Linked DNA regions of Homo sapiens: all the other regions are linked to region 1. A link is a loop called in an ENCODE intact Hi-C map of the cell type or tissue named here. Cell type or tissue: dorsolateral prefrontal cortex. All regions are shown on one strand.

Evidence for each region. Hi-C counts contacts between places; a loop is a spot of excess contacts. Peaks named below come from ENCODE experiments on the same cell type or tissue, not always from the same donor. Only the 100,000 strongest peaks of a DNase experiment are listed, where the experiment ranks them.
Region 2: it touches region 1 in a loop (4-fold over the local background); 23 of 110 quality-filtered maps call a loop at or near these places.
Region 3: it touches region 1 in a loop (11-fold over the local background); 4 of 110 quality-filtered maps call a loop at or near these places.

The regions. Positions count from the first base shown.
Region 1 is chr2:149,325,866-149,333,865 of GRCh38, forward strand. It overlaps LYPD6 (LY6/PLAUR domain containing 6), which reads left to right and starts at 4,722. Exons shown (of 5, transcript NM_194317.5): 1 at 4,722-4,857. MIR9899 (microRNA 9899) reads right to left here and starts at 4,508; the gene lies at 4,413-4,508. RefSeq lists a silencer at 4,339-4,808. In dorsolateral prefrontal cortex, CTCF peaks have their summits at 4,449 and 4,790; DNase peaks (open chromatin) are centred at 3,756, 4,146 and 4,566; H3K4me3 peaks cover 2,634 bases; H3K27ac peaks cover 741 bases; H3K27me3 peaks cover 1,056 bases.
Region 2 is chr2:149,550,489-149,558,488 of GRCh38, forward strand. No RefSeq gene overlaps it. Among named protein-coding and RNA genes, the nearest start is that of MMADHC-DT, 33 kb to the right of the region's middle. RefSeq lists a silencer at 5,967-6,261. In dorsolateral prefrontal cortex, no CTCF peak of the experiment used is centred here; no DNase peak of the experiment used is centred here.
Region 3 is chr2:149,485,048-149,493,047 of GRCh38, forward strand. It overlaps a transcript of LYPD6 not described here. Among named protein-coding and RNA genes, the nearest start is that of MMADHC-DT, 98 kb to the right of the region's middle. In dorsolateral prefrontal cortex, no CTCF peak of the experiment used is centred here; DNase peaks (open chromatin) are centred at 4,210, 4,636 and 5,476; H3K4me3 peaks cover 1,231 bases; H3K27ac peaks cover 2,008 bases; H3K27me3 peaks cover 2,457 bases.

The DNA of each region.
Region 1 (8,000 bases):
TGTTGCACCTCAGGGAATGGGGAGGCTGGAGGAAAGAGAGATGGAGAATGGCTTGTTGGTGTAACAGTCAGAACACACACATTTATCAATTAAGTTTGCTGTCTTATCTGGACACGGTCCATGGCCCCCCAAAACAATTACAATAGTAACAACAAAGATCACTGATCACAGGTCACCATAATGAATATAATAATAATGAAAAAGCTTGAAATATTGTGAGAATTACTAAAATGTGACACAGAGACACAAAGTGAGCACATGTTTTTGGGAAAATGGCACTGATAGATTTGTTCAATGCAGAGTTACTTCAAACCTTCAATTTGTAAAAAAAAAAAATGCAGTATCTTTGAAATGCAATGAAGTGAAGTGAAATAAAACAATGTATGTCTGTATGTAGGAGTAGGATTATTGGGCTATATGGTTAGGTGTATATTGAACTTTATAAAAGTGGCCAAACTATTTTTAGTGCGGACATACCATTTTGCACCCTCACCAGTGTGGTATGAGAGTTTCAGTTGCTCTGCAGCCTCATCAACACTTGGTATTGTCAGGTTTTTTTTTTTTGCCATTCTAATAAGTGTCTAGAAGTTATCATTGCAGTTTTAATTAGCATTTCACTAAAGACTAATGATATGAGTATCATTTCATGTGCTATTTGTCACCCATATATCTTCTTTGGTAAAGTGTTTGTTCAAATCTTTTGGCCATTGAAAAAAATTTGGTTGTTTTCTTATTGCTGAGTTTTGAGAGTTCTTTGTATGTATTAACTACAATTCCTGTGTCAGGTGTATGATTTGCAACTATTGTCTCCCTGTCTATTCTTGTCTTTTCATTCTCGTAACCGTGTTGTTTGCAGAGAAAATGTTTTAACTTTTAGAAAGCCCAATTGATTTACTTTTTGTTATGTATTGTGCTTTTTGGCTTTGCATTTTCAACCTTCAATTTTTATATATTAAAAGTAAAATTTCTAAAAAAAGATTTCCTCCTAGCAATAGCAGATTATCTACATGTATGTAAATAATAATTACCTATATCTCCTAAATGTGAAATTAAATAAGACATTAGACAATTTGTGCAGAAAAAACAAATTAAAGTTAAGAAAGATGAGACAAGGATCTAATAATTTTTAAAACACGGAACTAATGTCTTTTCGATTTTGGATAATAGTTGCATGTAGACACATGAAATAAAATGCCTCATGGGGTTTCAAATACCCATTCATTTATTTACCCATTCATTTTAGAATATTTACTGAGCACCCACTATAAACCAGGCACTGTGTTCTACGTGGGGGCATATGGATTCATATGATGGGACAAAGAACTTGCAATAAATAGATCAATGGATAACACAATGTGGTAAGAACTGTGATTGACATATATTCAAAATGAACCAGGTTTCTTTTTTTTACATGTGGTAGTGTCATCATGCCTATCTCAGTATGAAATTGTTCATGTGACTATTTGATCTAAAGTCTTTCTCTCCTACTCAGGTGATGGGTGCACTACAATCTGACTTCACCACTATACAATTCACCCATGCCAAAAACCACTCGTACTTCCAGAGCTATTGAAATAAAAATATACATTAATTTAAAAAATCAGAAAGGGCTGCTTTTAAAATAATCAATAAACAAGGCTGGGCATGGTGGCTCATGCCTGTAATCCTAGCACTTTGGGAGGCCAGGATGGGCAGATTACCTGAGGTCAGGAGTTCAAGACCAGCCTGGCCAAAATGGTGAAACCCCATCTCTACTAAAAATAAAAAAATTAGCTGGGCATCAACAACTCAGGAGGCTGAGACATGAGAATCACTGGAACCTGGAAGGCAGAGGTTGCAGTGAGCCAAGATTGTGCCACTGCACTCCAGCCTGGGTGACAGAGTGAGACTGTCTCAAAAACAAAAACATGAAACAATAACAACAAAAAATAATCAATAAACAGATCTGTAGTGAGAGCTGGGCAGGTTGGGAAGGTGCAGGGTGAGACCACCTATGGTAAATGTGAGCTGGCAGACTCAGCAGGGGTGAAACAGAGGATGGCACTCAGCCATGTTGGGCAGGGGTGAGAAGGAGAGGGCTTAAAATAAATAAATAAATAAAGTGCGTCTCTCTCTTCGTGCACTCCAGGAGTGTAAATACAATGTATGTTTTCTTCATCGCGTCACTTTGCTCCAGCCTGGGCAGCAGAGTGAGACTCCGTCAAAAAAAAAAAAAAAAAAAAAAAAAAAAGCTTGCTTCTGATGTACAGAAAGAAGGCGTTGCTTAATTCTGCCCCGGGCAGTTTCGAAGACTTGATTTTTAAAAAGGTGGTATTCGAAGTGAATCTTGAAGCAAAGATAGGAACTTGCTGTTGGGGCAGGAGAGAGTTGAGAAGGAAGAGAAGCACAGCATTCTAGCACTATGAAATCTTAGACATGGGTGTGTGAAGGTCCACGGACAGGCAGTTGTAGGTGGAGCAGAACCATCCTGCCTGCGGAACTGTGAGGACAGAAGATGAGACCAACGTGGAAAGCTGGGAACGGACTGGGAAGGAAACGCCTTGCCAACCAGGCTCCATTTGAACTTCCTCACAGTGGGGTTGGAACTGAAGAATTTTAAGCTTGAAAGTGACATGATTACATTAGTGATTCTGAAATAGAGAGGGCAGCGTGTGGTCGACTGGAGAGCAGAGCAGTGAAAGCCTGTTGCTGAAGCGCTGGTAAGGCATGATGAGGTCTGGCAGTGAAATAGAGATGCTGGGAGGGATGGATCTAGAAGTCATCCTAGGAGACAGAAACACAGGACTGGGCGATTGACAAGATGTGAAGGGAAAAGCAGAAGGAAGATTTAACATTTTCGCTCTTCTGATGCCTGAGGAGTGTTGTATGTTGGTAGTCAACATTTTAAAAAAATTTTTAAATTAATATTAATGTTCTTTAGAAAATACCGTAAAGTATAAAGAACAAGAAAACCATCCATTATCCCAACACGCAGAGATAACCACTGCAGACATTTCATATGCATATCTTTCCAGCCTTCTTTGAAAATATATTTCTGAAAAGAGATCCTAAGGGTTCCATCTCTACCAGGAACTCGGCTCTCATAAACTGCATTAATACGTTGAACTTCACTTTGAACCCAAATATGAATATTTTCACTAAACTATGCACCGATTTTTTTTAAATAAAGTGAATAAGTACATGGACCGGAACTGCCAACTGGAAACTAAATGAGTGTCAGCAGTGACACCCGGGACATGCCCTCATTAGTAGATGCTAACCCGCAGAGGTAACCTGCCTAGACACGGAGAGACATTTCCAAGTTCAGGTTGATTAATTCATATTCAATTCATTCACCCTGCTGAGCCCTGCAGGAAGACAGCGCGGCAGCGATCTCCACCTTGAGGGGGCGCTAATTATTTTTTGCCTACTTGAACCCTGAGCTTGGGCAAGCCTGTGCACATACACTAAGAGAAAAACTTTCTGAGGTCTAGCAGCTGTCGATCAAAAATAGGTTATCCTAGGCCCTTCCAAATAGAGGGACTGGGGAAGGAAGTTTAATTTAAAAAAGAGTAAGAATGTTTTTATGTTGGGATGGATAGATTATTGGGAAGGCAGGGTGATTCAGGAGAGGCCTGAAAAAATGCTCCAGGGGTAGAAAATCCAAGGAGAAGGTGGAGGGGTCTCAAAGATCGACAAATAGCCACATGGCGGGCCGCCCTTACGAAGGTAGCCTTGCAGGCCAAGTTCGGGGGGAGGTGGGGAGGCTGGTTCCGAGTTTCCGGGCATATCCGTGGAGTCCTTCCAGACCTTCCTGGGGACCTTCCCCGGTCACCCCGGCTCCCCGCCGGCCCCCCGCGCTGCTCAGGGGAGAGTAGGACTATGACCCACTTCCACTCTAAGGCTCTAGATCGAACCGTCCAGGGGGGTCAAACACGATTTACAACAAGGAAGAGAAAAACCAATACGTCCCAAGAGGGCTGCAGGGGCTTTAACTGGAGGAAGGGTTGGGCAGAGGGTGGCAGTATTATGCCCTGGACTTTTTTGCACCAAACCCATAACCGGATTCCCACTTCCTAAGACCTGCCTTCCTGGCTCTTCCCACCGCCTCCATGCTCCGCCCCGCAGCTTAGGTCTTTTACTGCAAACGTCAAGTGGTCTCCGCCTTCCCTGGGTTCGGAGCTTCACTTGCTCTTGAGCTCTGCGGTCCGGCGGATTTCGCGGGGCCCAGGGGATGGCGGGGAGTGAGATTTGGCCAGGGTCATTTCACACTGCCGGGCCTGCAGCCACGCACGCAGCTGCTGGCCCGGCTGAGGCTGGCGGCTAGGGAGAGGCGCCAGGGGGTCGCGCACAGGAAGGTATCGGTGCACCCTGAGCAAACACTGCTCGCTTCCAACGCTCACTGGGAACAGGCTTCCCGGGAAGGTCCCAAATCTCTCCAGTTCCGCTCACCCTGCGGGCGGGAGCGCGGCGCCCGGGTGCCCCACCTGCGCCGGGCGGTCGGCTCCCGCTGGCCGGAGTTTGCAGACTTGGCGCTCAGGCCGATTCTCCCGGAGTTGGGCCGCGCGCGCCGGGCCAATGAGCGCGCCCCGCGGAGGGCTCCGCTCCCCCCGCGCGCGCTGATTGGTCCCGCGGCCCTCGAGGCCGGGCCGGCCGCGGCTGCGGGCGGCGGCCAGTGCCCGGCGCGAGTGGGAGTGGCGCGCGCGCCCCTAGCCGCCCCCCGCCTCTCCCCGCTGCGCTCCCTCGCTCCTTCCCTGAGCTCCCGGGCTCCGGCAGCGGGCTGGCGGGGCGCCGCATTGCACACTCTGGGGGCGCCGCAGTGTTCGTGGGATGGGGCAGCGGGCTGCAGCTGGCGGCCGGAATCCGCGCGCAGCCCGGGTGAGTAGAGGCGGGCTTCCCGGGAGAGCACAAAAGAACAGGGGATTGGTGCCAGCGGCCCCGGCTTAGGCGGGGCCTGGCCAAGGCAGGGAGTGCGCTGAGTCCCTGGAACTACCCGATGCTAGGGCAGTCCCCTGGGGCCAGAGGAACTGGGGTCCCGGCCTCCGGCGTTTTGCCCCTAGTGGGCAGAGAGCCCCGCGAGTAGCCTGGACGGGTCCAGAGGGGCGTGTGTACTCGTGTGTGTTGGGCTGGCGCGTGGAGGGTGGGATGGAAAGGTCAGGAGCTGCCAAGTTCAAGGCTGGAGGAACCTTTCCCAGGAGTAATTCAGCATCTTCTCACGGCCCAACATGCGTCCACCAGGAACTCCAGCCGGAGGGAGTTCCTGGGCGGCGGACTGGCAGCACCCCACATGTTGCTGCGGGGCGGGGGGCAGTGGCGGTAGCCCGGCTGCGGCCACCCGGAGCCTCTAAGGGAGGTGCAGTGTGCTGGAGGTACCTCCCCGCCGCTGCAAGACCACGCTAGGCCTTTCAGCCATCCACCCCGACAACCCAGGGAAGGGACCATCCACCCACAGAGTTGGGATTTGGCCTGGGCTTGACTTGGCGACCTGTTTTTCTCTCCGGTAACAGCAGTTCCGTTGATTCACATTTGGCTAAGCGTTCAGTTACAACCTAAAGCTCACTATCTGACGGTCTGACTCGCTCTGACCCCCACCATATCCTCACTATCTCTACCGCTGCCCTCCTCCAGTCCCCTCTCCCGCCCCAGTATCTGCCCTGCTCCTCACTGCGGGGCTCAAAACTTGGTGTTTGAGCATGATTGCCTTCGGTGTGGTCCTTGGCATTTTCAAGTGTCACAATCACATCCCGTTTCCTAGAGGACTCCAAAGACTTGTTATAATGGGATCGGGGGAGAGAATTGGGTGGGGGGGAATGGAAGAGGGTCTTTGGTAGTCACTTGTTGGAAGAACAGCATTGACCTCCCAGAGCATATGACAAAAAGAATGTTAAGCTTCTTTCTATGGTAACCTACCCAAGGTGTGACCTCCAAAATTCAATTTTCTTTGTGGGAGGCAAGGGAGTTTAGATTCTCCAGGGGGAAGCTTATTTCTTGTTAAATTGACTTGCGGTGACATACACACTGTTCTGCTCTGCTCTGGCCAGCCATTGCAGATGCCATGATATTATTAGAGCAATTCCCTTAAAGCCATTACATTTTCTTTCGAGTGAGAGGAACTCGAGCTAGCTGTTTAAAATTTTGGATCTGCACCTTATTTCTCTAGAAGACATTAATGGTTACTGTATATGCGCTCACGTGTACCAAGTTTGCAAAAGGTATTTGTGCAATCGCCCATGAAATGGGTTAATGCACATTTATGTTAAACCCATTTAAATGTAAAACATCTATCTGTTTTCAATTTTAGTTTCCACCTCGACCAAAGGCACCAGACTGAAATAAGACTTAAAAGAGGCTTCCTTGTTTAAATAGAGGTTTATAGAACTCTAGTCCTGAGAGCACACAGTAAGCTTTCTGAGCTTGTAGGCACACAAAGCTTGTTAAAAATTGTGAAATGGTTCCTTGAGTTAGAAATAATGGAAATGCTTCCAGACCAATTAAGACAGACAATTGATGAAGCTACACTCTCAAGCTGTTGACAGTCTTTGTAAGGTGAATGTTTATAGTACATAATGCATAAATCGGGCTGATTCTAGGCAAATAATATCAAGTAAAAAACCATACCATGTGTTGTATCATACTGGATAGTTTATATGGCATATTGAAATCTACTATTAAAGTGTCTGAGGAAATCATATCTTTATCATCCCCATTTCACAGATGAAACAACTGAGGCTTTCAAAGATTGACTTTTCCAAGATCAATAGCAGAGTTCAGTCAAGTGTTTTTCAAATTCTTTCCTACCTCACCCGTTCCCTTCCTTCCTTCCTTTTTGGTGTTTACCTACTTCTTTGTTGTTTACCTACTTCTGATTTCTGCACCTCTTTTTACTGTTTAACCCATAGCTTGAGGGACCATTGTGAATCATCCCCAAAAGGCTTTGCTGTCTGCTCAATATCATTTAGCTCCCACTAAGGTGAGGGCTGATAAAGAATTAAGGTGAAAACTAGGAATAGTTTTAAAGAGCTACCCTTTTCAAAGAGATACGTTATTTTTGCTAATGAGTTGTTAAAGGTACATATAATCAAACCCCTAAAGGATGATGTCCTAATTGTAATGTTTCAGAAAGACAAGTAACAGTAGGAGAGATGTGTGAGAAATATGTAAGTCTCCTATTTTATAAACACACTCCTTATAAGCTCTGTAGACGATTAACAATAGAAATAATAAATGAATATCTCATTAGTGCTATTCTTATTTTAAAAAGAATTGACAAAATAGATGACTTAAATAAAATCAGAACTACTCTGGAAACACAAAAAGCACCCACTTATCAAAAGTCCTGAAATCCTCATTGACTAGTGTACAAATGTAGCAGAAGACATTGGTTAGAGAGAAATCATATTTTTACTTGCAAAGCTAGCAATAAGAAGCGTACAGATATCTGCCTATCTGATTATTTTTTAAGGGCTCATCATCTGCAAATCTTTTCTTGGAAAATGATTGCTTACAATATTTACTTGTGTCATTGCATACTATTTATTAATGAGATTAATCTCATTTGCAATAACGTGGTTAAGTGTTGAGCTTACTACTAGTAAGTCTTGGTTAAGTATGTGGGCTTTGGATTCAAGTCTTGTCTTCACATACACTAACTGTGGGACTTCAAAAAATGATAGAACTTCTCTGTGCTTTAGTTTTCTTATGTGTAAAGCATGAATAATGCACCTACCTCATGCAGTTTTTAAAATTTATTCATGCAGCAAATATTCAGCAATTGCCTATTAGGTACCAGCTCTGCTCTAGATGCTAGGGATACATGTGCAAACTCCTTGCTAATGAAGTTTACCGTCTGGTGCCTGAAATCTAATGACACAATGCATTTAAAATGCTTGGGATGGGACCTTACACCTACCAAATGCCCCGTTATTGTTAGCTGTTGGTATCATACATTCTTTCAGGAACTGTTCAGAGTGCCTACCAGATGTAACACAGATTGCAGCATGTAATGATGAATGATATGTGTT
Region 2 (8,000 bases), 220 kb after region 1:
GGGGTGTGCCTCCCAGTTAGGCTGCTCAGGGGTCAGGGACCCACTTGAGGAGGCAGTCTGCCTGTTCTCAGATCTCCAGCTGCGTGCTGGGAGAACCACTGCTCTCTTCAAAGCTGTCAGACAGTGTCATTTAAGTCTGCAGAGGTTACTGCTGTCTTTTTGTTTGTCTGTGCCCTGCCCCCAGAGGTGGAGCCTACAGAGGCAGGCAGGCCTCCTTGAGCTGTGGTGGGCTCCACCCAGTTCGAGCTTCCCGGCTGCTTTGTTTACCTAAGCAAGCCTGGGCAATGGTGGGCGCCCCTCCCCCAGCCTGGCTGCCACCTTGCAGTTTGATCTCAGACTGCTGTGCTAGCAATCAGGGAGACTCCGTGGGCGTAGGACCCTTTGGGCCATGTGCGGGATATAATCTCCTGGTGCGCCATTGTTTAAGCCCATCGGAAAAGCACAGTATTAGGGTGGGAGTGACCCGATTTTCCAGGTGCCGTCTGTCACCCCTTTCTTTGACTAGGAAAGGGAACTCCCTGACCCCTTTTGCTTCCCGAGTGAGGTAATGCCTCGCCCTGCTTCGGCTTGCGCATGGTGCGCTGCACTCACTGTCCTGTGCCCACTGTCTGGCACTCCCTAGTGAGATGAACCCAGTACCTCAGATGGAAATGCAGAAATCACCCGTCTTCTGCATCACTCACGCTGGGATCTGTAGACCGGAGCTCTTCCTATTCGGCCATCTTGGCTGCCCTTTAATAGATGTTTTCATTGTGGAATGGATAAAGTGAATTATCATATGTATTACCTCACATAGTTTTATTTGTAATGAGAACATTTAAAGTTTACTGTTTTAGTAATTTTCAAGAATATAATATATTTTATTAATTATACCTACCCTAATATACAATTGATATCTTAAACTTATTCCTACTGTCTAACTGAAATTTTGTATTCCTTGACCAACATCTCCTCAACCATTCCCTTTCCGTAGCCTCTGGGAATCACCATTCTACTGTACGTTATAAGTTTGACCTTTTTTAGACTCCACTTATAAATGAGATTATGTAGTATTTATCTTTCTGTGTCGGACTTATTTTACTTAAAATAATGTTCCCCAGGTTTATCCATGTTTTTGCAAATGACAGAATTTCCTTATTTTTAAGGCTGAATAGTATTCCTTTGCATATGTATATATATACATATATATATATGCAAAAAACAAATATGTATATGTATTCGTTTATTTGTTGGTGGACACTTACGTTAATTCTGTATCTCGTACATTGTAAATAATGCTGAAATGAACATAGAGGTACAGATATCTCTTCAACATATTGATTCCAATTCTTTTGACTACATACTGAGAAGTGGAATTGCTGGGTCCTATGGTAGTTCTGCTTTTAATTTTTAGAGAAAATTCCATATTGTTTTCTGCAATGGCTGTAGTAATTCACATTTCCATCAACAGTGTGTAATGGCTCCCTTTTGTCCACATTCTTGCCAACACTTATTATCTTTCATTTTTTTTTTTTTTAACAAATGCTGTTCTAACAGGTGAGAAGTGATATCCCATTGTGGTTTTCATTTGCATTTACCCAGTGACTAGTGATATTGAGCATTTTTTTTTCATGTAACTGTTGGCTATTCATTTGCATGCTTTCTTTTTTTTTTTTTTTTTTTTCAGCTCTTATTGTAGGTCCGGGAGTTACAAGTGCAGGTTTGTTACATGAATAAATAGTGTCGCTGAGGCTTAACCCTGTCACCAAGGTAGTGAGCATAGTGCCCGGTAGGCAGGCAGACTTCCAAGCCATCCCCCTTTCTCCCCTCCCACCTCTATTGTTCCCATCTTTGTGTCCATGTGTATTTAATATTCAGCTCCTACTTATAAGTGAGAACATGTGGTATTTAGTTTTCTTTTCCTGCATTAGTTCACTTAGGATAATGGCCTCCAGCTGCATCCATGTTGCGCAAAGGACATGATTTCATTCTTTTTTATGGCTGAGTAGGATTCTATGGTGTATGTGTACCACATTTTCTTTATCGAGTCCATCGGTGGGCATTGATGGGCATCTTGGTTGATTTCATATTTTTACTATTATGAATAGCACTGAAGTGAACATAGGAGTACATGTGTCTTTTGGGTAGCATGATCTATTTTCCTCTGAGTATATATCCAATAGAGGGATTGCTGGGTTGAATGGTAGTTCTGTGTTCCATTCTTTGGGAAATCTCCATACTGCTTTCCACAGTGGCCAAGCTAATTTATATTCCTACCAGCAATATATAAATGTTCCCTTTTCTCTGCAACCTTGCCAGCGTCTGTTATTTTTCAACTTTTTAATAATAGCCATTCTGATTGGTGTGACATAGTATCTCATGGTGCTTTTGATTTGCATTTCTTTAATGATTAGTGATGATTAGCATTTTTTCATCTTTTTATTGGTTGTGTGAATGTCTCCTTTTGAGAAGTGCCTGTTCATGAGCTTTGTAGGGCGGTGATTTCTAGACACATTCCATGGTGTTCTGGAAGTTCCCTTATTAAGGGAGCAGTGTGTAGTGTTATGGGGAACAGTGCAGGTTGTGGAGAAATAGAAGAGGCTTCAGACACTCTCCCATTGCTCAACCAATGCTTAATATAAGAATTTTTATTTGCTTATGCTCTTACGTAAGTATGTAAACAAAAGTTTTCAGGGCCAAAATGATTATAAACCACTGGAAGAAAAAGGAAGCTGTAAGATTTTGAAAAAGACAAAATCAGGTGCAATTTGAGGAAACTACTCTGAATTCCAGAATAGAGTATTAGTCTCCAATCTGAAGTGGCTGTTCCCCAAAGTATATTGGATTGAATGGGTTGTTGTCAACTGGCACCATCAGCTCCAGTATCTTCTGAGGCTGGGAAATACATTTCTTGGAATTGCCTTCTTAGTAGAGTAATGTTTTAGAGTTTTCTGAGGAGAGGAACTTGGGGAAATTTAGAAGGTAGAGGTGAAGCAAAAAGCATCATATGCAGAAGGTCCTGGGGTGCCCAGGGATGGTCCCGCACAGCAGTTTTCTGAGAATTCTGTAGGAGCTCCCACTTCACTGTCCTTATTTGTGGTCAGTTCTACTGCTTCTGAGACTTACCTGCAAACTCCAACTCAGCATTTCTACTTCAAGCTGAAGCTGTGTTTCTCTAGTCCTGACTCTCCCCTTCTAGACCCACCTGTGCTTCCTAGCTTCTCAGGTAAGCTGTAATTCTTCAATGACTCCTCCAATGCTTGTAGCATCCTTTATCTTGACAGTACACAGGATGATACATGTATGTGTCAAATAATTCATTGAATGGGGAAGATCATCTTAGAACTTCTATTTACGTTTATCTTTTAATCTGTCCATTTAAACATTTTTAATGTGTATAAACATCTTATTATATATATATAATAGCAAAAAAATGTGCATACTTATAAAGAAATCAATGTGCAGGTATGGAGGTGTGTGCTCAATGTTTTCACTCACAGGGGTGTGAAGTTTTAAAAGTTTGGAGAATAGTGGTAGAAAAATGACCTTGGGAGGGAGGACAAAACTGAAGACAAAACATTCCATCCGTAGGCTATTACAGAAGTAGTACTGGAGAGAATTTATGAGCATCTGAAGTAAGGCAGTGGCAGGGGCAGTCCTGATGAAAGTGGTATTTAGGATGTTAAATAATAGGAAGCAGCAACTGATAGATCACCTTTTGAGGAGTCAAAGAGAAGGACACTTTACACAGCTTCTATGCTTGCAGTTTAGCTGCTCCCATTCACAGTGCAAAGGCTGCTGAGTTTTTTATTTGTTCTTCCCAGGTCAACAATTTAGAAAAGCAGCCAGTCCACCAAAACCAAGTAAGGTTTATCTCAGGAACGTGAGGGATGATATGAGAAAAACACTCTCTCAAATCTATCTTATAAGAACCTTAAAAGAAAATGATTCTAGGAGCAAAAGCTAATTTTCTACCCAAATTTTGTCTTGGCTTTTAAGTTGGCTTGGCCCAGAAATGGCTTACATCACCACCACCACTTTTTTTTCCTCACACTCTTTCTGCTCCTATCAGTCGAATGTAGACAACAATAAGGACTTAGGAGTTAATACGGATACAAGGTGGAAGGAGTCTGGGTCCCCGAATTACCTTCTGGAGGAGAGCCACCTGCCTTTCTGTAATATGACTAAGAAGTAAGACTTCCATTCTGTTGGACGCCAAAATATATATCAGTGTAAGCCAATATAGCTGTGTAGTCTACCTTAAATATGACAGGGATTATTATAATAGGAGCCCCAAAGTATGCAATAATAGTAAATAATCATTGCTGATACAAACTTGTGGAAAACAGTTACTTTCTTAACAAGAGGTCCATGGACTTCCAGGGGGTCCATGAACAGAATAAAATTTGGTTGGAAAGAAAATTACATTTTTATTTTGGCATTCCTTTCCATTATGAACACAGGCAACAAATCAAGTGTTATTGGCAGTTCTTGTGACTTGTCACCAATAGAAAACACAGATTTTTCCCCATCATATTACAGCTGTTGCAGATATCTCATAAGGTCATTTCTCCTTGTCACTAATTCAAAATTATAGCAGCATTAGACTGCTGTTCAATTTTGTAATTTAATGCATTAATAAAAAGTATATATGTCACAAACTTTAAAAATGTTTTGACAAATGTGTTTCAAAATAATTGAGTTTTTAGTAACTATATATATTTTATGCATTTAAAAACATAATTCTGAAAAGGGGCCCATGGCATAAAAAAGGCTAAGGGCCCCTGAAAGATATTTTTTCAATGTAGCAAAGAATAGCTAATGTAAACAAGAGTTGCTGCTTCCAAATTTTATATTTCTAGTTTGAATAATAACTAAGATGTAATAAAGAAACAGAATTATAACAGTTAAAAAACTCATAGTATTTCTTAAGTGCCAGAATAATATTAAATAATTTGTAATAATATAATATGATAAAATAACAAAAATTAAAAAAAACCTGTGCATATCTGTGTATGTTTGGACATATGCACATACATGTTTGTAACCTTTTTTATTGAGGGCAACCATAGCCATTATACCCATTAAGACTTCTTTTGGGATGTTTCTTTCTAATTCATTCGTACAATCACTTTATAAATAGTAGAATTCAAGTTAAAGTATTTACAATATTCTTGAGCTTCACCAAACCATATAAGCAGGTGTTAATAGCCACTTTATTCAGGAATCATGCTGGGGATTGCAATACTAAAATTTTTAATTTCGTCTAAATTTTATTAGCCTAAAAATATACTAGTGCACTTTTTCTAAATCCAGAATTCAAAGGCTTCTTGAACTTTTAGTTTTCAAACGTAGGAGAACATACTCTGAGCCACCTGCCATATAAAGACTTGTATTATCAAGCCTTTTCATTTATGACTGTGGGATACCTAAAAAAATCATTTATCAAAATCACTTTAAATCATGTTCCAATCACTTCCTTATAATCAACAGGCCCACCCTTCAATAAAATATCCAAAAGCCATTTCCAAAAGTGAGAAGCTTGACCAGTGATTTTCATGAAGCAGTAGGGCATGAAAGATTGGAACTTTCATATGAAAAAGACTTGAGTTTGGATTCCTAGTCCATTACTTAGAAATGTTGTGAGCTTAAATAATTTACTTATTTTTTTCTGAGTTTCGATTTCCTCCTCAGGAACTGGAGATACTATCACTTATCCCATACTGTTTTTATGACTATTAAATGAGATACAGTACTTCTGTAAATTTTAACAGTAAATGCATGTGAAAAAATGGTTAATTTCCAATCTCCTACTGACCGTAAATGGAATCATGACAATAGATGTGAACAGTTTGACTTTTGCGAAGACCTAGCAAAATCTCTATGGAGGGAACTATTTTGCACTAATGTAGGACTTTTAAAAACTTGGCTTTTTAAACACACAGTATCTGTCACTACAAATACTGATATTTTGAAGACCTGTGTTCTCTCACAGTGTATGTATATAAGTTTTTAAACTATTGAGGTGGAATTCTGTTGGATACAGTGTTTGCATGTTGAGTTTTGAGGTACTGCACACTTCGCCAACAGGAAACCATTTCAAATGCCAATAAAAACTTTCCAAAAAAAAACATCTCTGGGCATGTAATGGCTGATTAAGTCTAAAGCAGTGAATTCTGTGATTACTTAACACACTATCTGTGTATGTACAGCTAGTAGGAGTGCTCCATTTATTTGTTTTGGATGTGATGAATTGTTTGTGATGGTATTACTTTTCCAAAGTTGTGGTGAGATTAAATACTAAAGTGTTCTGCCAAATACATGTCCTCTTGAAGATGTTTGTATTATAATTTTAGGAAAATATATTTGGGGGTAATTTTTACTGTTTAGTTGTCCACAAAATTTGTACACATTCAGAGGTCAGATAATAAGAACAGCTAAAATTTACTGACCTCTTCCACAGGAATAGTAAGAAATGGCTTGCATATGTCATCCCTCCTAAACCTTAAATCTTCTCATGAGATGGGTATTAACAGAAGTGGAACTTGCCCAAGGTCAGAAAACTTGTAAATAGCACAACTGAGATCCAGACTCAGGAGTTTTTTTCCAAACCCCAGTCTCTTAACCACGATGCTGTACAGTCCTTTGATTTTGGATGAGTATCTGGATAACTGAACTAGTCATGATATTTCATGCATGTTGTAATGTTGAGAAATTTCAGAATCCTAAAACAGTTGTTAAAGGTTGGAACATAAGAATGAGCATGAAAATATTATAAGCGACTTGATTTCCTAGAACCAAATGGAAATTAAAATAGTACATGATCACGTAGCAAATTATTAGCATACATCAGAGAACAAAAGATAAGCAGAGCATAACTGCTGAGAGGTATGATGACAAAGCCTGTCAAAACTCTTTCCAATGGGTCTGAAAATCTTTATTGTTTTGATCCCACCCCTACCACACCCTCTCTCCTGAGCTGTGGAAGATCGGTGGGTTAAATTCTATCATCAAATGCAATAATGGAGTTTCAAATATTCAAGTTGAGTGAGGTATGCTTGTCATTCAACTTTACATCCTCTATCCTGACTACTCTCTGAATTCTAGGTTCCCAACTCTAAGTATATGCAGATATTCACCACCATTTTAACTTTACCACATAAATGTAAGAGGGCTATATGCTGCAAACTAGTACTTGGTAGTGAGACCACCAGGCTAGGCATTAGGGTCCAAGGCCCAATTGCTTGTGTTCCAGTCCTGGCTCTGCCATTCAATATCCATGCGACTTTAAACTCATCACCTGGCCTCTCTCTGCTTCAGGTTTCTGATCCATGAAATGGGAATAATAATACTTATTTCATGGGGTTGTTATGAAGATTATATGCATTATGTATAAAGCACTTAGCTAAGTGCTGGGCACAGTAAGCACGATGAAAATGTTGGCTTGTTACTATTATTACCAGTGCTATTATTATTATTATTCTTTTAGTCATCCATGTTGAAAACTGCAGTCTTTTGTTTGGATTGCTGGAAGTGGGATTGGACAGCAAGACCTAGGGAGCAGTCAGTTCCTGCTTTAATTTCTACTTTGGAATATTTATTTCATTCTTACGGCCACCACCCTAATTTAGGCCTCTATTACCTTTGAGTTACCCCATTACAACAGTAGTCTTTTTGTTGCCAGTTACTTTTTGCCTACAGTTTATATCCTATACCACCAGGAGATCTATCTTTCCAAAAGTTGATTTAATCGAATTATTCTTCTGCTTGAAAACCTTCAATGTTTAATGCTATAGCATATCGGTGAATTCCTTATTCTGGAACTAAAAATTCCTTCAATCTAGCCCCAAGGTGTCTTTCTAGCCTCATTTCCCAAGTCCTTGCAGTCAAGGAAACTCTAGGTAAACCAGTCCACTCTCTTGTGTTAGTCTCATGTTTTAGCTCCTGGAATATCCTCTGCTCACTATTCAAATCCCGCCTGCCTTTCAAGGGCCAGCTGAGATTTCCTCTCCTCCAAGAGT
Region 3 (8,000 bases), 160 kb after region 1:
CTGATATTAAACCTTCCATAAAGAGCCCTGTTAATTGGGTCATCACGGGCCCCTCAGCACAAGCCAAAAGGATTCGTAGCACAAGTGATCATAGTTAAGGGCCAGAGAGGAATGAAATGTTTACATCTTGAGATGGAGAAGGGGAGGGCATTCCTTATGCTCCTGAGGGGAGAAAATTTTGTACTTCTGTAATAAAATGGTACATTGGTAGACTAAAGAAAAGCAAGTTTTTACTCAGCATGAAACTGAGTAGAGTAAGGCACTGGAAAAAGCATTAAGGTGAATCACAATTGCAACTTTCTTATCAATTTAGTACACCTGTTGAGGCTAAAGGGTTGCAGATAGAGCAAGGATTGCAGTTGAAAGGGAATTGCTTTCAGGCGTTTGGAGGACAGTGATGTGGAATGCTCTGTAAGTACTCATTGCCATGTTGCATTGCTGGTCCTGTGCCACATGCTTTCCTCTCTACCTGTGAGCCATTTAGGGATTGGAAACATTTTTTCTAAGCTGTCAGCATATGTGGACCTGGAATTCTCACTCTCCAGGTCATGAAACCTGCTCTGTTTGTCTGACGCTGAGCCAGTGACTTTGGATCCTGCCAGAGCCCAGCAGCTCATCCTGTATTAATAGCACGGCAAGTCTTATGGGGTAGAGTTTCCATATTTATAGGTTTTATCTTTTCAAAGCATTTTAAGATAATTTCATTCCCCTAATGGCCCTGTCAGAAAGGTGAGCTCAAAATTAGCCCCATTTGAAAGATGGGAACATTAAAACACAAAATGTACATGGGAAGCACAATATGGAGCCAGGTTCTGCAGGCAAAGACACTATGGCCTAAAGGAGCCACCTAATCCCGCCAGACCTCAGGGTCACCAACTGGTGAAGGAGTAGACATTGAATCAGGGGTTTTAAAACATTTCTGGCTGCCATTCATCCTAATAGTTTGTAGTGTGACTCAATGCACATATTTCTAATGTATATAAAAATGCAACTGAAATACATTTCACAAAAAGATATAGACCTTCACAGTATTCATTATTATATTACACTTGAATATTGTCTCTATTCCATTCTGTTCCAGTTTACTATTTTTTAAAAGTCTTAATTTCAACACACCAATATTGATTTCATGACTCCACTAATGGGTTAAAACTTATAGTTTGAAAAACAGTGAACTATGTGATTATTAATGATCCTTTCAATATTTATTTCCAGTTATATACCTGAAGTCAAGAAATCAGGAACTCAATACCTGGTCTAAAGACCATGCCCCCTCACTGCTCAGGTGTTTCGATAAGGTAATGATCTCTTCCTGAATTATGAGTTCCACATTCACTCTTGTACTAACTCAAGTGTAGTCCTATAATCTTTCTGCAGTTCATTCGAATGTTTTTTGATGTGTTGATTAATTGTCTCACAAATATTCCTGTTTGAAAAGACAAATCTAGGTTCGGATTCAAGCTTCGCTAGTTAAAACACTCTCCCTAATCTTCTTCAATCTTCTGCTTGTAAAATGGGATAAATGAGCTTGTTGCGAGGGTCAGCCATCAGCAATGTAAGCCCATAGCATGTGCAGGTGCAGGCATGTGCGAGCATCAAATGAGCAGTCCTTTCTTGACGGGTGTGCTGGGCACTGTGCTGGCACTGGTGTGACAAAGACCATGACTTGGAATGCACCCCTAAGGGGCTCCGGTGCTTATCAGGCTCACCCTCTTTCTCTTTTTGTTTTGTAAACTGCCTTGAAAATTTACCAATATATCACATTTTTCTGTCAGCAAGTAGAACTGTAGGAAATAATTTTTAATGGTTGGTTAGTATTACATTTTATGATTGCGCCATAATTTATTTCATCATTTCCTCTTTCTTATTTTTTAGGTGTTTCTAGTTTTTTACTTTGAAAATCTTTTTATATAAAAGTAATGCATGAGCATTGAAATTTGAAATTGTTCTGTAGAAAAGTAAAACCATTCTCCCTTTCCACTCCATCTCTTCCCATTCTTCAGCAATAACTGCTATTAATAATTTCTTGAGTATACTTTTTAAATATTTTCTAATGCATATACAATTTTGCATGTATTTATATAATTATGTGAATGAATTCATATATACATGTAGAAAACAAGATCTGCAATATGCCTTTTAAAATTAGTACATATGGAACATCTTTTGCTGCTAGCACATGTAGATTCATTTTGTTTTCTAAGTGGCTGTATGTATTCCATTGTATAGATGGGCCATAATTTATTTAACTCATCCCCTACTTACTCAAATTCAGTGTGTTCTAAAAGTTGTGTCTAGATTTTGCTATTATAAACAATTATGCCATAAACATCTGTGCACCCTCTAGAGGTAACTGTGGGATAACTAATAGAAATGGAATTATTTTATGCGTTTATAGCTGTGTTCTATGTTACCAAGTTACCCTCTTGAAAGAGGTGCCAATTTAAGCTTATACCAACAGTGTATGAGAATGTCTGTATCTGCAAAGCCTCTCTAAACTTGGTATCCCATCAATATTTTATCTTTGAGATCTCTTTTTTTCTCATTTGGAAATATTAACAAGAATGTTTATGTTAACTCAGTGGAGAAAAGTCGGAGACATTTGGATAAGATGAGTTAATGCCCTTGCCCATTCTGGAATTATTTGGGAGGAAGGCTGCTCATGGGACAAGTCATTTTACCTTCCAGGAGAGATTCAACACTGGCCATTGACTATATGTGCAGCACACACTTCTTCTGAAGGCTTGAGGCATCTACCGTGTGACAGATCATGAATCAAATGACCTGCAAGCTTAGAGAGCCTTTCTCAGCCCTGCCACATGCAGCTATGTTGATGCTGATGTGACTGATTTTACTTCCTTCCCTTTATTCACCAACAGAGAGGTCGCTATCACACCACCAACTTCTGTTGCTTAGGTCCTGGCTTATGAAGAATAGACTCTGGGAGCACATTGGAAATCAACACTCTTGCCTTATGATGCAGGACAGATGCTGAAATTCTCTTAAGAGTAGCTTTATGATTATTTTCTTTGGAAACATGGATTAACTCACTTGCCATCTTCAGGCAGAAGAAAAACCTCATCCCCTCCCCACCCCACCCCATCCCTTTTAGATTCTGCAACTCTGTATTCTGAATTTTTGTTAAGAAAATCTACAAATTAGAAATATCATTTTAGGGACAATCAATATCAGGTTTCAATATAACAGCAACTGTTAAATAAGAGAAAATACCTACTTTCAAAGCCCGCATATCAATAAATAGTAATAATAAAGAAGTAGTAAAACTGGCTCAAGGAAACTAGCAGATTCAAATGAAAACTAGCAGATGATTCAAAACTAGCAGATTCAAATGACCAAATGTACACAGAAGCAGCAAGATTTCTATTGTTAAAATGTGACAAGGGACCTCAGAAATAATTAAACCAAACATCCTCAGTTCATTTGATAGAGGAGAACATGGATACACAAAGAGGAGATATGACTTATCCCAGGTCACATAGTAAGTTAGAGGCACTGTCGTGACCTATGATAATAGCAAATAAGAATGGCATGTTGAATTCTCAACAGCGTGTACATTTGGTATTGAAAGGGAATTATTTTTATGTACAGAATGCTCTTTTGTGAGCTGAAATAACGTCATGTATTGAATGCGCTAAAACCAAATGGATGCAATATCCAGTTTATTCTACATTTCCAGTGTTAATAGAGCATTTTAATCACTTTCTCTAGTCGAATTTCTTTCCTTCAGAGCAACACCCCTGCTGAGCACCATGTTTCCATGAAACGCTGTTGTTTTTTTCTCTGCAACTGTGAAACTCTTGTCTTGCTCCTCTGAAATAAGATAACCACAGGCAGGCTCTAGGCTACACCCACATTCTGGAAATATTTTATGAAAGGTTTTCCAACTTCCTAGAGAAGCTGCTGTTGTCGCTAATGGCAAAATCAACAGGGGGAAAAACACTTTAATTTGGGAAATTCTAGCACTTCCAACCAATGAGACTGGAAAGATAGGAAACAATCTGCTCTGCCCAAACAGCAAAGTTCTCCCTGGGAAGTTCAGTGGAACACGGCAGCTTGTCTTAGACTCAGAAAATTCTGGGTCTTTGGGATGAAAAAAAAAAAAATCAAAAGGCTTTTTGTCGGCTTGTGTACCAGAAACAGAACATTCACTACACGTGGGCTTGCAGAAGAAAAGAGGCCAACTCCGGGCACAGTTCCCTCCCACCTTCCACAGAAGCCGCTGAGCCGCACCCTGGTGCTTTCTGTGTGGGGCACAGTTTAGTTTATTATTATTATTAAACTCACTATCTGTCATCTTTCAGTAGGTTATGCCACGGTAGCCAACAACACTAAAAGCTTAGTGGCTTCAAAAAGAAAGGGTTTTTGTTGTTGTTGTTTTCCCTCCTTGCTCACACTATCAGCTGCAAGTTGGCACCATTGGTCTCCTTCATTCTGGAATTCAGGCTACAAGCGCAGCCTCTGTCTGGAGCATGCCATTCTCTTGATAGAGGGCAAAGAGAGCAAGATCGCTGTGGGGAAGCCACAATGCCTCTTAACACCTTCTGCTAGGAACACACACTTTCGCTTCCGGTCTCATTTCATTGGCCAAAGCAGGTCCCTTAGCCAAGCTGCTGTCAATACGGCAGCGCAGAGCAGCACACTCCCCCTCTCCTCCAACTGGGGACTCTGCAAGTCACGTGGCAGGGGCAAACCGAGTGGGGGAAGGGGCAGTGAACACTCGGGAACAACTGTGCTACCCACCATTCAGGTTAAGTCCCAGAAACGTTGCGCTCCTCAAAAATCAGAGGGGATGGGGCTCCTGCCTTTGACGTGTTCTGACCAACAGCTCTGAAGCCAAGGGGCATCAATATTAAGTCATGATTCTAAAAGTAGGGATGGGCTAAGGTCAAAGTTCATGGGAGGTGTGGTTTCACTCTATGCAACACGCATTACCCACCCGTCCCACCCTCGTCTTTTCCTCCTTACTGAAATAGGTAGGTTTGATGTGGTTTCTACGTTTTCCAAAATTGGACAAGATGGCAACAACAGAAAAATGTCAACAACAGAAAAATGTCTATTAGGATGTTTTCCATACGGCTGAGCCTTGGATTTTTTTTTATGAGGAAAAATGGTTTAAGTGGGTGATTTTGAGTGGTGGCTGTGAAAGAAAAATCCAATTTTGAATCATTTCTGAACCAATTTTCCCTACTTGTGTGTTTAGATAAAACAAGGAAAAAAAGCAAGACTGAAGATCAGCTGCTTTTTAAAAATGAAATGAGTCTACTTTTTTTTTTCTCATGAAAATCAGTTTTAGATGTTGATTCTGAAATGCAAGTCCAGCTCCAGCAAAGGGTTTTCAGTGGATGGTTTGTCTTGCCTTTTTTCCCGCTGGGATCTTCAGGCATTCAGTACCCTCATGCTGCCCTCTGCAGTACTCTGGGCCAGGAAGCTACAAAATTCAGCAAAAATGTAGGACACGTGTACTCAGGGCTAGGAACTATGCCAGCTGGAGCTGAAACGCTGGATCCCACACAGCCCCTCCCCTCAGAAGCCAGCAATCTCAGAGGGGAGACAAACAAGTAAACAAGAAATTATACTAGAGTGATGAATGCTGCAAGGTTGAGGTACAAAGAGAACTTTTCAAGTACAAAGGAGGGAAGTATAACTCACTTTTACAAAATAGGAAAGGCTTCCTAGAGAGGATGATTTATAAACTGAGAGATGAAGGATGAGGGGGAGCCAGCTAGGTGATAGGGAGGAGAGGAAATCCATTCTGGGACTCAGGCTGCACGCCCCTAAGTAGGAAGCAAAGGGTGAAGGGCTTTGTACTTTACTCGCGGCAGCATCCCTGACCACTGAGATAATGGGATGATGATGATGATGGTGATTGTTATCATTATTATTTTGAGACAGGGTCTTACACTGTCACCCAGGCTGGAGTGCAGAGGTGCGATCTCGGCTCACTGCAGCCTTGACATCCTGGGCTCAAGCAATCCTCCCACCTCAGCCTCCCGAGTAGATGCACCTGGGATTACAGGTGCATGCCACCATGGCTGGTTGGGTTTTTTTTTTTTTTTTTTTTTTTTTTTTTTGTGTGTGTGTGTGTGTGTGTACTTTTTCATAAAGACTGAGTTTCGCCGTGTTGTCCAGGCTGGTGAGCTTTTTATAATGGTGATTCTCATCCTGTTAACCTATCTCAGCTCCTGTTTTTGTGTTTTTTCAAAATTTTATAAACTGTTATAATTTATTTTTTATTTCGAATAACTAAAGATAAAAAAGTTTTTAAAAAGGATAAGATAAATACCCATGTACTTCCCATCCAGAATTAGCAAATATTAATATGTCATATTTCATTTGATTTTTAAAGAAGTAAACTATTACCAATAAATTGAGTTCTCTATCAGCCTTTCCCTGGTTTTTTCTTTTTATTCTTCTCTCCTCAGAGTGAAATGCTGTCATGAATTTTGTGAGTCAGGTTTTATATGTTTACTAAATATATATTAATAAACAACATTGTTTTGTGTAAGTAAATTTTACATAAATGATTTACTGTACATAATATTTTTCAAATTGAATGCTTCTCAACATGATGTTTTCAAGATCTACATATATACTGAGCTCCATTATATAAATATACCAGGATTAATTTGGCTGTACCACTGCTATGAAAATATGGGTTGTTATCAAGTTTGTTTTCTTTCTAGGAGGACTGCAGTAAAAGTGTTTGAATTAGGCTATTTATCTATTTACTTATGTTTACACATTTAAGGAGTATTATCTGAAAATGTGATTACTCAGTCATTGAGAACACACATTTTAAGTTTTGCTAGATGTTAATATCTCAAATTATTAGTTTCCATTTGTTTTCTTCTTGAAATCTTGGTGAGAATATTTCTTTCCTCTTGATCTTTAGTGATTGTGTGAGGTCCCATGTTAATGTATTTTAATTTGCAATTTCTCCAGTGAAGGAAGATCTATGCAGATATATACTCTTTGTTGCATGATTGGATATGATGTTTCTTCTCATCACCTTCCCTTGCCTTGGTGCTATTAAATGCATTTCTCATATTTTCAGATCCAACACTTTCTTCCCTCCACACTCTCAATAAATGACTTCACTTCTTATTTAAAGGAAAAAATATAAATAATGTGAAGAAAACAACCTGAAGAAGCACCTCCAGATTCACTAATATGTGATTTGTATACCATACCTGCCTTCTCCAGTTACAGAGGGGAGGTGTCCTTGCTTGTAGTTAAGGCCAGTGCTTCCACTTGTACCCTGAATCTCATCTCTCTTAATCTCTTCAAGTCCACCGTTCCTCTAATTTCCCCTGACCTCCTATATCGGGGGTCAGCATGCTTTTTCTGTAAAAGACTAGATAATACGTATTTTAGGAATTGTAAGTCTCATGATATCTGTCACTATGTTTCAATAAAATTTACTTTTAAAAGTAGGCAGAAGTCCGGATTTGTCCTGCAACAATTGTTTGTCAATTCCTGTCCTATGTCATCCATAATTTCTCCAGCTCTACTAGGGTTTTTTTTCCCATCAGTGTATAAGTGTGCTGCAATACCACCCATTTTAACAAATACTCTTCCAACTGTGAAGTTCATCATAATTTCTCATCTCAGTTCAAATGAAGTGAGAATCCATGTGGTCAGATGGAAAGTGCATTGTGATAGGAGTGAGGAGAACTGATCCTCCCTCTACTTCTGTTGCAAAAAGAAAGGAAAAGAAAAAATATTGACTTAGACCGACACCTCCCTCTACCACTGCCCCACTTCTCTACTTCCCTCTACAATAAACTCCCTAAAATGTTGGTCTGTCCTTGATATCCCCACTTCCTCTTCTCCCTTTCTCTCTTGAACCCGCTCCTATCGTGTTTGGTCGACCCTTACATGAAATATTTTTCCTAAAGTCAGCAGCCCCCATCTTGCCAACTCCCAAGGCCAATTCCCAGTCCTCATCTTCATCTCTTGGCAGCGTCTGAACTCTGTCT